Regions from separate parts of the Mus musculus genome. Here region 1 is linked to region 2. The links are chromatin loops, found by intact Hi-C in ENCODE. Cell type or tissue: left cerebral cortex. All regions are shown on one strand.

Region 1 (8,000 bases), 540 kb after region 2:
TGCCCTCTTCTGGTGTGTCTGAAGACAGTTACAGCGTACTTATGTATATATATATATATTTTTTTAAAGATTTATTTATTTATTTATTATATGTAAGTACACTGTAGCTGTCTTCAGACGCACCAGAAGAGGGCATCGGATCTCATTACGGGTGGTTGTGAGCCACCATGTGGTTGCTGGGATTTGAACTTCCCGGAAGAGCAGTCGGGTGCTCTTACCCACTGAGCCATCTCACCAGCCCTATTTTTTTTTTTAAAAGAAAGCTGACCTGTGAGAAAGCTGGCAGTCAGAAAGCCTTCATTTATACTTTCTACTTCAGACTCCTGCCAGGAGTTCCTGCTCTGACTTCTCTCAGTGATGGACTGTGTCTTAGTTAGGGTTTTACTGCTGTGAACAGACACCATGACCAAGGCAAGTCTTATAAAAAAACAACATTTAATTGGGGCTGGCTTACAGGTTCAGAGGTTCAGTCCATTATCATCAAGGTGGGAGCATAGCAGCATCCAGGCAGGCATGGTGCAGGAGGAGCTGAGAGTTCTATGTCTTCATCCAAAGGCTGCTAGTGGAAGACTGACTTCCAGGCAACTAGGGTGAGGATCTTATACCCACACCCACAGTGATACACCCATTCCAACCAGGCCACACCTATTCCAACAAGGCCACAACTTCAGATGGTGCCACTCCCTGATCCAAGAATGTACAAACCATCACAGACTGTGGCCCAGAATGGTGACTACTTCCTTCCCTCTTCGAAGTTGCTTCAGCCAGAATATTTTATTACAGCAACAGAAAGGAAGGTAGAACCAATGTTACGGCTCAATGGGGAGCTATTTCCACTAGGGTCCATTGTGAGAGTTCCACTGAACTTTAGGCGTGGCATTTTAAGCCATTTATGCCAAGGGATGAGAGCCCAAAATAGGACTCACCTTGAAGTAATGACGTTAATCACGAGACGGGGCTGCTGCACAGCTGAGAGAAAGGACATGTGACACTTGGGAGGCCTATGGAGGTTCCTCTTAATAGTTTTACTATGTTTAGCCAAGGATCAAAACAGGAATACTATTTATGACCATTCACTATTTAGCGGTGCAAACACAAATAACTATAATACATTTTTATTATGTGTTTTTCCCCAAAGCTGTGAGTTGCCATTCTCTCAGTGCATTGTCTTAGTATTTCAGTCACTGTTTATCAATATAGGGGTTGGAGAAATGGCTCAGTGGTTAAGGGCACTGACTGCTCTTCCAGAGATCCTGAGTTCAGATCCCATCAACCACATGGTGGCTCACAACCATCTGTAACTTCAAGATCTGATGCTCTCACACAGACATACATGCAGGCAAAACACCAATGCACATAAAATAAAGGTAGATAAATTTAAAAGGTATCCACATAGCTCTATCTTTTGCTAATCTGCCTTCTCCCCTCGTTAGCGTTGCTGTGTAGAACTGATGGTTCCTTAGGGCCCAATGGCTCATCAGTGACAGTGCTGCCTATAACTCTGTTACCTATTGCATGAGTCATAAATGGTTTACAGAAGCTGCAGTGTACCGAGTACCACAGGGAGAACCTAAGGTCCTTTGAAACTGGAGTTACAGACAGTTCTGAGACACCACGTGGATAGTGGAACCAAAGTTGGGTCCTTTGTGAGAGAAGCAAGTGCTCTTAACTGTTGAGCCATCCCTTTAGCCTCTGATATGAAATTTTTTATGGGGGAAATTGCCTCAGTGATTGATGTAAAATGCATCCTTTTGTTTTTTGTTTTTTGTTTTTTTTTTTTTTTGCTATTTGGATATTTGTGATTACTCGGTGTTTTGTTTTCACAAGGACAGAATACTAATTAAGAATAAGAGCTCTTGAGAATTGAAAATGTTAGCATACATTCTTTACTTATTGGGTTTTTTTTGGGGGGGGGAGGAGGAGGTGTTGGTTTCAAGACAGGGTTTCTCTGTGTTACAAGCCCTGGCTATCCTGGACTTGCTTTGTACACCAGGCTGACCTCAAACTCAGAGATCCACCTGCCTTAGCTTCTTGAGCACTGTGATTAAAGGCATGTGCCACCATGTCCAGCCTTATTATTTATTGCTACATAATTAATCACCTTAAAACTCTATGGCTTATCTGTATCTTTAATCCCAAGATTTGTCAGGTGAATCTGTGAATTCAAGATTAACACATTGCAGGACAGCCAAGGCTAGATAGTGAGATAACCCCCTCCAAAAACAAAACAAAACAAAACCCAGAACCAAACAAAAAAAAGCCAAACAAACCCAAAACCTTGGTGGCTTAAAGCAATAGATTTTTAGAATTTTTATAGTTTATGCAGGTCAGAAATTAAGTAGACTATCTGGAAATTCTATTTAGAAAGTCTTTTTGTTTGTTTGTTTGTTTTGTTTTGTTTTTTTGAGACATCGTTTTTCTGTGTAGCCCTGGCTGTCCTGTCCTGGAACTCACTCTGTAGACCAGGCTGGCCTTGAACTCAGAAATCTGCCTGCCTCTGCCTCCCGAGTGCTGAAATTAAAGGCATGGCTCACAACTGTTTGTAACTCCAATTCCAGGAGATCTGGCATCCTTACCCAGACACACGTTATGGCAAAACACTAACACACATAAAAATAAAATTTTAAAAGTACAGTTAGGATATTCACCAGAGCTAGAGTCATCTGAAGACTTGGTCAAGGATGAAAAAGAAAGTTTCCACATTGGTATTCGAAAATAGTTGGAAAGTTGGTACTCCCATCTGTTTTCAGAAGAGAGGGGAGATGTCCTCTCCATGGGGCTTTACACCATGGGAGTGGATGTTGTTAGAAGGGAATGGTCCAGGAGAAACCAAGTCAGGAGCAGCTTGAGGCAGCCACACCACGCTATTCTGTTGGTCACACAAACCGACTTTGATAGAATTCAAGGATAGATTACACAGGAGTTTGAACACTAAAAGAGAAAGCTCGAGGCTGGTGAGATGGCTCAGTGGTTAAGAGCACTGACTGCTCTTCTGAAGGTCATGAGTTCAAATCTCAGCAATCACATGGAGGCTCACAACCATCCATAACGAGATCTGATGCCCTCTTATGGAGTGTTTGAAGACAGCTACTTATGTATAATAATAAGTAAATCTTTAAAAAAAGAGAGAGAGAAAGCTCACGGAGAGCTATGCCAAACAATACACACACACACACACACACACACACACACACACACACACACACAAACTCATCATCATCATCATGAGAACTGGAACATGAGCAAACATGGTGGCTCATGATATAATTTTTGCATTCAGGGACTGAGGCAGGAGAATCAAGAGTCTAACGTCAGCCTGAGATATGTACTAAGACCATTTCTGGGACAAAAAGAAAAACAAGGACAGGTGAGATGGCTCATCAGATAAATGTGTTTGCTGACAGGCCTGAGGACCTGGGCTCAATTCCCAGAAGTGACATGTACAAATTCTGCTCTCCATGCACACCATGTAATATACACCTCCCAGAATAAAGAAACATGAAAAGGAAAAAGGAAAACAACAAGAGACAGATGGAAGACAGGAAAGAAAGTGAAAATCCATTTAGGATGCTCAATCTAGGATTTCAAGAAATTCCAGGAAGACAGCCGAGGATGTGGCTTAGTGGTAGGCTGGTTGATTGGGATCCATGAGGCTCTGGTTCAGTCCTCAGCTCCACAAAGGAAAAAAGAAACCCAGGTTAAAAAAGGTGTGTGTGTGTGTGTGTGTGTGTATGTGTGAGCCTAGAGCAAATCATCAAAGAAATTTAGGAAGACTGCAGGGTACACAGTCAATACAGGAAAGTTACACACATCACAACGAAGAACTGAAAAATGAAAAACTTAGTTTTATTTACAATAGTGTTAAAAAATACAGGCACTTAGAGATAAATTTAATAAAAATGTATAACACTGGAAATTAGAAACACTGGTGAAGAACACTAAAAAAAGGTAAAAATTAGAAAAATGCACAGTGCTCATGAATGGAAGACCCAGTATTGTTTTTATTTTACCTCCTTGAGTCTTTCTTTGGGTGCATGGAGGTTTTGCAGACCTTCTGTACAAAACCTGCATATGTGATGCTCATGGAGACCAGAAGAGGGCATCAGATCCCCCTGGTAAGGAGCCACTATTTGGATGCTGGGAATCAAATCTCATGCTTCTGAAGGGGTAGCCAGCAAGTGCTCTTGACTTAGCTCAGCCATCTCTCTAGCCCCAATCGATAGATTTTTGACAAGCATACCACACCACAGCAGTTTACAGGGGAAAGTATTTTGAGCAAATGGTGCTAGAACCAACAAACACAGTTAACCTTTCAGATCTTAGACTATGCGCAATTGTTTCTCTCTTTTGTTTCCTTGTAACAAGGTCTCACACTGTAGCCCAGGTCATTCAGGGGACTAACTGTGTAATCTCCAGGGGTCTTTTAATTCATGGCGATTCTTCTACTTCTTCTGTCTCCGGAGAGCTGGGATTACAGCTATGAACCTCTATACCTGACTTATCCTTCTTTATAGAGTGGGTGATGCTCCTTCATCCAAGCCATCTGCATCACAGGGTTTTAATCAATAGTATTTTGAGATCTAAACTCCCTTCTCTGTCCCCATACTATTTTACCCGTCTGTAAATATGACAGGTAATCTCCAATATTGGGAAGGCTGAAGGAGGACAGATGTGTTTCTTGACAGCCTGGGCTACATAGCATATTCCAGAGGAGCCTGGGACACCTAGTGAGACCCTGTCTCAACAATAAATATACACACAAACATCCATTCGTTCCAAAGCTCCCTGGCATAGCAATCTTTAAGATTTGTTTTCAGATAATATCATTTTAGGCAGATTTCTCCTGCATGCATGAAGGAAGTGCAGTGTTCCATCTGCAGCAATGCATAAAACCACCAGTGACTCCTGCAATTACAGCATTGGGAAGGCACTTTGGAGGTGCTCACTCTCCACTTGAGGCTAGCCTAGTCTACATGAGTACATGAGAACCCCTGTCTTACAAACAAAAGACTCATTTCCAGTATTTGAATTCTGTCGCGATTGGAGACCGAAGCCTCATTTTAACCTTTAAATATTTTAGACTTACAACTTGACACTCTACTCCCCAAGTTGAGTTTCGTTATGATAGGGCTGATGACACCCCTCCGCCCATAAATCTGAATGAAAGGTTCAGTTCCTAAGCCTTCGTAGTATTTCATCTATCCTCAGGTTTTCTGGGCCTCCACTACAATGACTGACTGGATCAGAGTGTTGGAGAGCTGCGTTTTGCACGCTTGCGAAACTTTTAGGAAGGGCTGTTGCCGGGGAGGGGGGGTAAGGAGGGCGGAACCGATTTGAGAGTACTGCCTCTCCGGCTTGGAAGGCTGCGTCACGAGCTATCCGTGGACTGCAAAGGATGTGCTTTAAAGATTAGCTTTTCTCCCTAACCGTCTCTTCGGAGGCCAACAATTCTCGGGGCTGAGGCGGGAAACAGATCAGGCGCAAAGGTCGGAACTGCAGCAAGCCCGCAAAGACACGCCTCCCGCACAAACCCTCGAGTCCCCCAAGTTTCCCTAGGGAAAAGGAAATGGGCGTGCCGGAGGGAGGAGTTTGACAGCGCACGGCTCGTCACGTGACAACTAGCTCTAGGGTTGCTGGACTGAGAAGACAGATCTTTGACTCCTCCCACCAGACGTCACCCACCCAGACCACGCCCTCAACCGAAAGGCGGGGCGGAGGAGCCCCGCCTCGAAACGGCCTTCCTGAAGGGCGGGGCCTCTAGCAGGGCGGGGCCTCTAGCGGGGCGGGGTGGGGGGGGGAGGGAGAAGAGGAAAAGGAGTGGTCACGTGCGGCTGATGGCCTACGGTCACGTGACGGGCGGCGGGGCGCAGGCACCCAGGCTGGGAGTTCTTCTGAGGGAAAGCCGAGTGGAGTGGGCGACCCGGCGGCGGTGACAATGGTGAGTGCGCGGCGGCCTGCCTGCGAGGTCGTCTCCCGCGGGGCCGTGGGGCGCGCGGCGGGACTCCCAACGGCGGGCGCGGCGCCGAGCCTGCAGGGAAGGGGCGCGGAGCGGTGAGGCCTGACGGCTGCCCGCTCCCGGCCAGGCCTGAGCACCTGCGGCCGGCGGCACTGTCCCGGCCATGTCGGAGCCTCTGCCCGCCTTCCTCGACCGGCTGTGGGGACCCTGGCTGGGCACCCGCAGCCCGCCCAGCCGGAGCTCGGCAGCCTCGCCTTCCAAGGTAGCCGAGGACAGTCAGTGCCCTCTCTCCCAGTTCCGGACTCTGGCGAGACCTGCTCACCTTCCTCGTCCCGAGCTCGATAGAGTCCGCTTATTTTCTTTAAGCTGGTTGTGGAGACATTCTGCGATTTCTTGATTCGGGTGGAGGCTTTTGGCACTTGTAGAATAGGAGGGGAAGGGAGGGGAGACAAGAGGGTGTCGGAGCCGAGACCCCTCATTTATATCTCCAGACGCCGATTTAAGCACTTGGTTTCACTTCCTTCCCTAAGCGATTTCTATAACTTAGCACTTTGGGATGTTGCAGTGTCTTGGGAGCCCAGGCAGGGATGAAAATCAGAGCACTTAACCACACTTAATGGAAAGCACCGTTGGGCGCGCTAGTGTTTAACTACGCGCCCGCGGTCTATAGATTAGAGCTCCTTTGGCTCGTGTTATTTAGCATATACTCCATGAGAGCCCACTGTGCGCTCCCCTTATACTACCCGCTCTTCCCAAGCTCGCCACTTTTAATAAACTGCTTGAAACTTCTCGTCTCAAGCCAGCCAGCCAGGTCTATTTTTAAAACGTTGCTTTGATTAAATAACTTTGAGTCAGAAATTATTTGCTTTCTCTAGGGTTTGGGGGGTGGGGGAGAAGTTCATTCAGGGAGCGTTTTCTTAAACAGTATTTTGGGTGAGTCCAGGGACAGATAAACAAGGCAAACTGCTTGCTTCCTTGCAGCTTACAGACTCTGGAGAGTTAAGCATTTGTTTAGATAAATTAGTTTAAGGTGGAAATTACAACTGCTGTAAATAACTAAGAAGGAATTAGTAGGCTGTTAGGGAGTCCTCCTTTCACTGTTTATAATTTGAAAAGAAAGCTTAAATTGCTCTCTTCTTGGTTACTTAGTTGAATTAGTCCTTCTAGTTAAGTTTTTTTTTTTTTTTTTTTTTTTTTGGTTTTTCGAGACAGGGTTTCTCTGTATAGCCCTGGCTGTCCTGGAGCTCACTTTGTAGACCAGGCTGGCCTCGAACTCAGAAATACGCCTGCCTCTGCCTCCCGAGTGCTGGGATTAAAGGCGTGCGCCACCACGCCCGGCCCTTCTAGTTAAGTTTAAGAGCAATTTTTTTTTTTATTTTTAAGGTATTTGTCAAACGAAATTGTAAAGCTTTAAAGCCTTTGTATGGGCACACATGTATGTATGAGAATTTGCTGTTTCATTGTGTGTGGGCTCAAGTGAATACATTGTGGAAGCTTTGGTTCCTCTGAGCTCTGTTCAGTTTTTTTCTTACTGAAATTTTTTTCCTATATATTTTGATTATGTTTTTCCTTTCCTTCAAGTTCTGTTTCTTTACATCAAGCAGACTTAATAAATTTCCTTAAATGGTGCCCACAGAGTTTGTTACATTTTTATGTATCCACGTGTAGTTTTGCTAGATGGTAATGCTAAACAATGTATGTCTTGGCACCTTGTGCTTGTTGGAGGGCCTCAAGAAAGCCTCAGCACTCCTGGTACTGTAGTTAAAGTCAGTTGTGAGCTGCTATTTGGATGCTGGGAATCTGAACCTGGGTCCTCTGGAAGAGCAGCCAGTGCTCCTAACCATTGAGCCAGCCCTGTTATTGAAAAATATTGCAGAACTGTGTTTTCTTGTGTGTTTTGGCAGCTTTAGTGGCAATTTAATTTTGTTAAAATAGTATTTGTGACTTTAAATGTTAAATTTCAAATTGGAAAAGACCTTTCGGTGTGTTACATAGAGAATATATGTAGAAAAAAGTTGCCATATATCATTTTACATGTAAAACA
Region 2 (8,000 bases):
TGTAAGGCAGCCCCAATGAAATGTTGGCCTTTATAAGAGTTGTCAGGTCATGGTTTCTCTTCCTAACAGTAAAACCCTAATTAGGACAGTGTCCCCCAAAAGCGTAAAGCGGGGCTGAGGAGATGCCTCAGCAGCAAAGACTGCTCACTGCCCTCAGAGAACTAGGGTTTGGTTCCTAGCACCCTATCAAGTGACTCACTGCCTGTCACCCCAGCTCCAGGGGATCCGCTGCCCTCTGGCCTCTGAGAGCTCTCCTGTGAAGACACACATAAACTCACCCAGGCACTCACTCGCATACACAACTTAAATCTTGGGGGAAAAAAAAGCAAGCTTAAAAGCTAGGTGTGGTGATATATATCTGTCAATAGCATGTGTGGATGGAAACAAGAATGGAGGATCCCAGAGTAGCCTGGGCTATGTAGCAAGTCTCCAAATGCTTCATATACACAAAACTATAAAATCGTGGTGAGATAAATGGTCTCTTATCCATGCCGAATCTTCTACAGTGTGACCCACTTGGACATTGACCCACAAGGCCACTGCAGTGATTCACTTTCCCTGGTTCTTTGGCTGCCACGGTGACCACTGGAGCAATCCAACACTTGGAACTATTTCCAAAGATTAGAGAAAGGAGGTCTGAGGATACAAGCACGCTAGGAAGGGTGGGTGCCTTCCAAGCATGAGGACAGGCGTTTGATCCACGGAAAAGAAGCTGGTCATGGGGGCAGAGACAGGAGAATCTCTTGGGGCTTGCTGGCCAGCCAACCGAGCCTAAGCAAACCGTAGACCAGTGAGAGTCCCTGTCATATTAAGAGGTGTATGGTGGGGACAGGTAGATGGCTCAGCAGCTAAAGGAGCTTACTGCCAAGCCTTAATGCCATGGGTTTGATACCCCAGACTCCGAGTGATAGACAGACAGAATGGAGAGACCTGAACCTCACACCTGTACCCTGCACTACACACACACACACACACACACACACACACACACACACACACAGTGTTAAAAAAACCAAAACCTGAAGCTGCTTGTGGGTTGGTCTCCATGTGCACACAAGCACCGGTACTCTCAAATATGGAGAATGACTGGGTTCCGGGCCTCCTGCTGTTAGGTACCATTTGTCTACTTAGTATCATACTAGATGAGGTCTTCTCGTTTCCATAGTTACCAGGGAAGTAATTTTAACAAACTCTCGAAAATGAAATCTTTGAAAGCCTTGTCGAGAAACAGTGGTGGCTATGTGAAGAAGGTGTTCGCTCTTTTAAAGTCATCAGATATTTAGTTCATAAGCCAAAGAAGGAATCCTTCACAAAGCCCTGTCAGAGTTGATGTTCCAAAGCCCTTAAACACAGACTAGACACAACTCCAATACAATGCTGTGGACTGTTTTGTTCTTGGCTTGTTTTCATGCAGGCAGAATGATCTGCAGTATCATTAGGGATCTATGAACACCGACGGTAGACTACTTTTTAGCTAATGTGCTCTGTCTGCCCCCAAGAGAATGCACTCTCAATTTCTTTCATTTCCCCGAAGGTCCTGCATGGAATTTTCCTACTCCCTTTATTCTGATGGAGTGACGCAGGGTGACTGAGCCTCGGATTGTTTTCCTCCAGGAGCTGTGGGCATTTCCATTTCCTTCTCCTGCTTCATCTTTTCTCTTTATACACTATAACAAAGATGGACTTCAGGGTCCCTCTGACCTCTATTCTAACAGGAGAGCACATGAAAGAGAGAGGGGGGGAGGAAGTGGGGAAAGGAGAGGGGGCAAGGAAAAAAGAGAGGGGAGGTGAAAAAAGCAGCTGGGAGCCCCGAGTTGTAACCGTCTCCATGGAAACAATTCCTTAGAGATCAATCTGGAAACAATTCTGTAGGCATCCCCGGAACAGCAGGGTCCAATCACACCAAGCTTTACAACAGGATTCAACTGGGTGAGGAAGGAGCAGGTTCTTTTTTTTTTTTTTTTTTTTTTTTTTTTTAAGGAAAATTAGTAAACTAAGAAGCTAATACAAATTACCTTTACCATGGTCAAATGCCTCTTTAAATGAAAACTTCCCTACTTGCTGTAACAAAAGGGCAAAAGGCCTGGAGTACTAATTTGAAGACCTAAATCTTCATAGTGGTAACCGGCACTCACCACAAAGAAATGACAGAGACACGCCTCCAAAGAAATGACAGAGACACGCCTCCAAAGAAATGTCAGCATTGGTTGAAAAGTCATACATTAGAGCCATCAAAACGAATTGAGGATTGTGGCCGATAACCACACAAAGTGTGTGCAAAGAATGCCAAATTCATTCATGCTGTAAGCAGACTGAATTCCAGGGGAAGAGGAAAAGGGATTACAGAATTCCACCTACCCAATCATGTTGAAAGAGTGAAAGGTAAAGGAGCCATGTAATTAAAACCCAATAGAAGAAAGGCCCTGGGAAGGTTTCATCCTAAGAGTTCAGCTTGGAGTACTGCTAATAAGCCAGTTCCCTTTAGGTTTGTTACCCCCTCCACCCCACCGCCCAGAGGCAGTGTTTCTCAGTGTAGCCCTGGCTGTCCAGGAACTCACTCTGAAGACCAGGCTGGCCTCCAACAAAGAGATCCAACTGCCTCTGCCTCCCGAGTGCTGGGATTAAAGGTGTGCACCACTACCCAGCTAAACCAGTTACTTTTTTAAAAAAGAGAACATACTTTGGGCTCTAAATCAACCCCCAGCTATTAAAAGGAGGGGGTGGGGTAACTTTAGGGGATTAAAGTAACAATAAAATAACCAAGCTTCAGCAAGTGTCTGGCCAGTAAGCCACTAACTTGTCACCACATAAAAGAGTTTAGTGTTATCAAGTGTAATTATTTTCACTCTTGTGGGACTAGGGACTGCATCTGTGAAATACCACTTTGTAAGGCTATGGAGACACAGAGGGTCAGGAGTTCAAGGACATCCTTGGCTACCCAAGAACAAAGACAAGGAACTGCTTACCATGCCATTTCAGGAAGTACTTAATAAACCTGAGCTATGACGGCTTCTAGAACATACTTTGATTTTCCTGTCTGTAAGTATAAGCACACTGCGCCCCCCCCCCCTTCTCTGAAGGATATTTTGGGCTATAAAATCAGTAGAGTACTAAAGACTTTCAAGTAGGTTTGAAGATGAATTAAAGCCGTGAAATACAAGTTTCCATACAAGAAAGTCATTGGCCTCTTGGCTCTAGTATAAACATAAATAAAAATTCATAGTAAATCAAATCCAACCTTCCACACTGCCACTACTCCACTCCACATGGACTTCCCAGTGTTTGTAGCACAAAGAAATCTTTGGATGCACACTGAAGGGTGATTCCAACCCAGCCCCATCCACGTTCACAGCCTTAGTCTGTCCAGCCCGGCCTCTTTTCGCCCTCTGCTGTCCGTACCCACCTTAATTAGCTTTGCTCTCCCAAGTCTCTCAACACCAGGGTGGCCCTCCACCTTCCCACAGCCTTTCCATGTGCAATTTGTGTTACAACTTTAAAAAAGCCATAAACGGGTCGGGAGCAATCTTGGTAGCACGACAGAACCTCCACATGCGGTTTTTTTAGGTGTCTCCTGCGAGCACAATTTTTAGGAATACCAAACTCTTACTTAGATAAAGTCTATTGCCGTGAACCACAGACCCGTCACCCGGGTTTAATGGAGAGAAAAACCGAACCTGGCAGGTAGGAAACCAATCAAGGCGCCAAGGCTGCCTACGCAGGGGAACAAAGGGGATGCCCCAGGCTAGGACGGGAATCCTGCTGGGTTTAGACGCTTTGTATCTTCGCAGGCGCAACATTCATCTTTTTTTCTGATTGCATAATGCAAATATGGTGGACCAGCAAAGCCGTCCCCGGGTTGGGGGGCGGGGTGACAGAAACCACGTGGCTCCTTCCGCGCGGGGGCCTTTGTGGGATCTATTCCCAGTGGAGCAGATAAGAAACTTAGCAAACCGCGTGACCACGGCTCCTCAGAGGCCCGTGGGGAGGGACAAACGTGAGCTCCGGGGTTCAGAGGGTTGGTCGGTCGGCGGGAGCCAACGGAGTCCGCCACAGCCCACTCGCTGCGACTCCACGCCCACCACGGTGGCAACCGGGCAGGTCCCGAGTGCGCAGGTGCGCTGCGCCCCGCCCCCTGGGAGACCACGCTGTCACTCAAGTATCGCGAGAGCAGCGCGGCAGAGAGGGGGTGGGCCTGGGCAGTCGGCCCTGCCCCCTCCCTCTCTCTCGCCCCCCTCCCATCCCCCCTCGGCAGTCGCTCGGCTGCGCAGCTCCTAGAGCGGTTGGCGCGGCGGGAGACGGTTGAGGGGAGCGAGGGAGCCGAACCGTTGTGGCGAGCGCTCAGCAGCGGGCGAGCCAGGCGTCCCTGCCCGCGACCAGACCCGCGCGAGCGTCGGTGTAGGCGTTGCTTACGCCCCACAGGGTATCTGAAGTAGAAGGGGGGGTAGGTTGGGCCGGCGGTGCCGACAGCGGAGTCGGGAGAAGGACGAAGAGCCCGGGAGCGGGTGAGGGAACGCGGAGTGGCCGCTCGCTCGCTCTCCCCCGCCGCTCGGCTGCCGCCATCTTGGGGGCCGGTAGCGGTCGGGTCGCCTTCCCGCCTTTCCCCCGCTCGGGCTACTTTGTCGCCTCCGGCTTACGGGAAAGTGTCCGGCAGGAGAGAGTGCGGGCGGGAGATCCGAGCTCTCCGGTAGGGATGAGGGTGGGGAGCTCAGCGAGCCGGGAAAGCGGGACGCGCTCCGGGTGGAAATGGCGCTCGGCGGGCCCGGCCACCCACCGGGGCCTCCGGTGCTCTCGAAGGGACTACCTGGGGCCGGCGGGGCTGCGAGGGGCTGCTGACGCAGACTCCAGGGTTGAGACAGGGGGAGCTGGGGGCGGGGGAAGGAGAAGCCAGTGACGACGAGGGCGCTCCGATGCCAGATGCAGGACAAAGGCGGCCGCGGTCCTCCTTTGTAATTCCGCCGCTCGGTTGCGATGGCCTTGGCCGGGGGCCGGAGGCGGACTGTCCCCTATCTCCCGGGTCTCTAGGGCGAGCTGGGCAAACGGAAAATCTCCGGGAGGAGGCAAAGGACGCTTAGCCGACCTTTTAGTCCCTATTTGGAACTGCGGAGAGAGTCCGTTGCGCATCTCCAAAGAATTACCACCCACCTACCCCATGTCCCCCTCTTAGGTGTCGACCAAGACTTTTCATTTTGGAAGAGAAGTGCATGGCTTTTCTAATAGGAATAGTGCAAAGTGGGTGTGTTTCAAACAGGTCCGGGCCAGGTGAACTGCGAAGGTGCTGCGTTTAGGCAAGGGTGGAGAGTTAAGTTGTGTTTGGGGTAGTTAACTCTCCAGGAGTTGTGTTTTGTGTCGTTTTGTAATTAAGGCCGAAAGCCCAGTGCATTTCGTTTCATTTGATGGCTGAGCATGTTTAAAACTTGTATCGAACTGTGGTGTTTTGAAGCCGAAATAGGTCTCTTAAAGTGGAAGCCGAATCGCGTACCTAGTTGACGCGTTTTGGGTCCTTAAATTGGAAGCCGAATCGCGTACCTAGTTGACGCGTTTTGGGTCCTTAAATTGGAACTGTCATTAATTTTCATTGAAAATGGGTTAAAAAGGAAAAAAAAAAAAAAGCACATTTGGGCCTGAAAGTTAACTTGCTCATGAGTAATGGGAAAACTGTTAACGTACATTCCAATATTTAAAACAAAAGCTGGATAAAACGCCCAATCGTATTTTGTGAGTTCCAGGGCTATAGAGCAAGAATCCGTCTCAAAACGAAAAAAAAAAATCTCCAAGAAACAGATTACCACCTAGAAAAAGGAGGGTTTTTGGTTTTTTTGTGGCTTTTTTTTTTTGTTGTGTTTTGGTTTTGTTTTTCCTTAGACAGGGTTTCACTGTATAACCCTGGCTGTCCTGGAACTCATGTCACCAGGCTGGCCTCAAACTCAGAAATTTACCTGCTTCTGCCTCCCAAGTGCTGGGATTAAAGGCGTGCACCACCACGCCCGGCCAAAAAAGGAGATTCTTCATGGACTTTGGAAATGCAGAGGGTTCAGATCTACTATAACGAACTAAAAGATACGTCCACATTTTCTTGATTGGGTTACATTAGAAATGCCTTTACTTTTTTTGAGACAGGATCTTGATGTAACTGGATGTGTACTGAAGGCCTCCCTCTTGGAGCCTCTGTCTCCCAAATGTGTTTTGCTTTATTTTGAGATAAGGTTTCATTGTAGACCATGCTGGTCTTGATTGGAGGATCTTGATATTTCTGCCTCCCAAGTGCTGTGAGCCACCATCAACTTTTTTTTAAAGTGGTATACCACAGATTTTAGTACATTGCTAGTTATCAGACCCTCACTTCAATCCGGTTTTAAAAAACGCTTCTATCATTTCAAGAAGATACATGTACCAACAGTCATCCCATGACAGTGTTCTCTATGTCAAACCTCAGAAGCAACAGATCAGGTTCTGCTTTTTGTTTGTTTGCTTTTTAAAGATTTTTACGTGTTTGTATAGTTGGAATAGTACATAGTCTTTTGTGACTGAAATTTTTGCTTTCTATTTAAAGTCTCAAAAATGTTACTAAAGCTGGCTTCATTTTAACTGCTAGTATTTTTAAATTGGTCCTACGACTTGGAGGTTTTGTGGTTAGTGTTTTGCTGTTTACCCTGGCTCTCCTAGGACTCCTAGCCTCAAACCATCCTTCCACTTTCCCCTCCTTAGGCTACGGGAGCAAGGACTGCACCTATATAGCTCTTGGGGTGGAGTGGGGGATGTGACTCAGGTTGGTCTCCTGTCTCAAGCTCTGAAATTAGTGGCATGAGAACAGTTGGGATCCCCAAAGCAGAGTAGTGATTAATTTATGACAGTTACAAATAAGGTTGGCGTATTGTAAATAGTGACCTGATACATAGCCTCTGGAAACTGGAGGAATCAGAACAGACTGCCCTTCTTCAGGTTTTAGTAGGACTCTAGACTTGAGCTAAAAGGTATATTAGAGCAAGGCTGTTTCCCTCCTCTCTTTACTTGAATGGAAAGTCACCCCGTGAGAAAATATGTTGTCCAAATCTGGTTTTGCTCAGTAACATTTTGTTAATTGAAGTCAAGAACTGTTGAACAAAAATTTTCCTCTGACTTGCACATTGCACTGAGGTATATGTGTGAAGTATGAGCACATATACCAGATTAACTAACTGTAATAAAAGATTGTTAAATGAAAGTTACTATCAGTGTAGTGTTTTTCAGAGTTCTTGTTTTCATAAGAGTGTTACCTGGCAAAAGCGTTGTGTTAAATTCTAGATACACAAAAGAGCTTTCTCCCTTGTCTTTGCTACTAGTCCCCCATTTATTTTAATTTTATGAATGTTTTGCTTGTTTGTTATGTACGCCACATGGGTAGAAAACCCAAAGAGTGTTGGATCCATGGGAAATGGGGTTATTTACAGTTCTAAGCCACTGTGTAGGTGCTGGGAATAGAGACCAGCCAGGCCTTTTGCAAGAGAAGCCAGTGCTTGTTTGTGATGAATTAATTTATAGTCATGTCATTGAGAGGAAAGGACTATCCTAAGCTGTTGTGGTAGCACATATAATATCTTATGAGTCCTGTCCTGGTTATAGAGCTCCACCTGGCTATGGGAGTTTTTGTCTTTATACTCAAATCTCAAATAAGAATAGACAGCCTCTATATACACCTTTGCGTTATTAAACATTTGCAGTTGGGCAGGTGTCTCAGGAAATCTTAGTAGTCTGTAGCTGAGGCAGGACTGCTTGAAGGTTAAGGCTAACCTGGGCTACTGAGATCCTTGGATTTTTGGTTTGTATTCTTTTTGTTTTGTTGGTGTTTGTTTTTTGAGACAGAGAACAGCCCTGGCTATCCTGGAATTTGTAGACAAGATTCAAACTCCCAGAGATCTGCCTCTGCCTCCGGAGTGCTGGGATTAAAGGCAAATATCCTTGTTGGTTTTTTTTTTTTTTTTTTTTTTTGGTTTGTTTTTTTGGGGGGTTCGGTTTGGGGTTTT

Evidence for each region. Hi-C counts contacts between places; a loop is a spot of excess contacts. Peaks named below come from ENCODE experiments on the same cell type or tissue, not always from the same donor. Only the 100,000 strongest peaks of a DNase experiment are listed, where the experiment ranks them.
Region 1: it touches region 2 in a loop (5-fold over the local background); 2 of 42 quality-filtered maps call a loop at or near these places.

Annotation. Positions count from the first base shown.
Region 1 is chr10:62,484,596-62,492,595 of GRCm38, reverse strand. It overlaps Vps26a (VPS26 retromer complex component A), which reads left to right and starts at 5,791. Exons shown (of 9, transcript NM_133672.3): 1 at 5,791-5,938. The coding sequence starts at 5,936. In left cerebral cortex, a CTCF peak has its summit at 4,094 (motif pointing right); DNase peaks (open chromatin) are centred at 4,111, 5,695 and 6,433; H3K4me3 peaks cover 2,345 bases; H3K27ac peaks cover 1,099 bases.
Region 2 is chr10:63,020,140-63,028,139 of GRCm38, reverse strand. It overlaps Hnrnph3 (heterogeneous nuclear ribonucleoprotein H3), which reads left to right and starts at 4,291. Exons shown (of 10, transcript NM_001079824.1): 1 at 4,291-4,420. Pbld2 (phenazine biosynthesis-like protein domain containing 2) reads right to left here and starts at 3,628. Exons shown (of 10, transcript NM_026085.2): 1 at 3,404-3,628. In left cerebral cortex, a CTCF peak has its summit at 3,388 (motif pointing left); DNase peaks (open chromatin) are centred at 1,814, 3,445, 4,043, 4,847 and 3 more places; H3K4me3 peaks cover 3,808 bases; H3K27ac peaks cover 4,193 bases.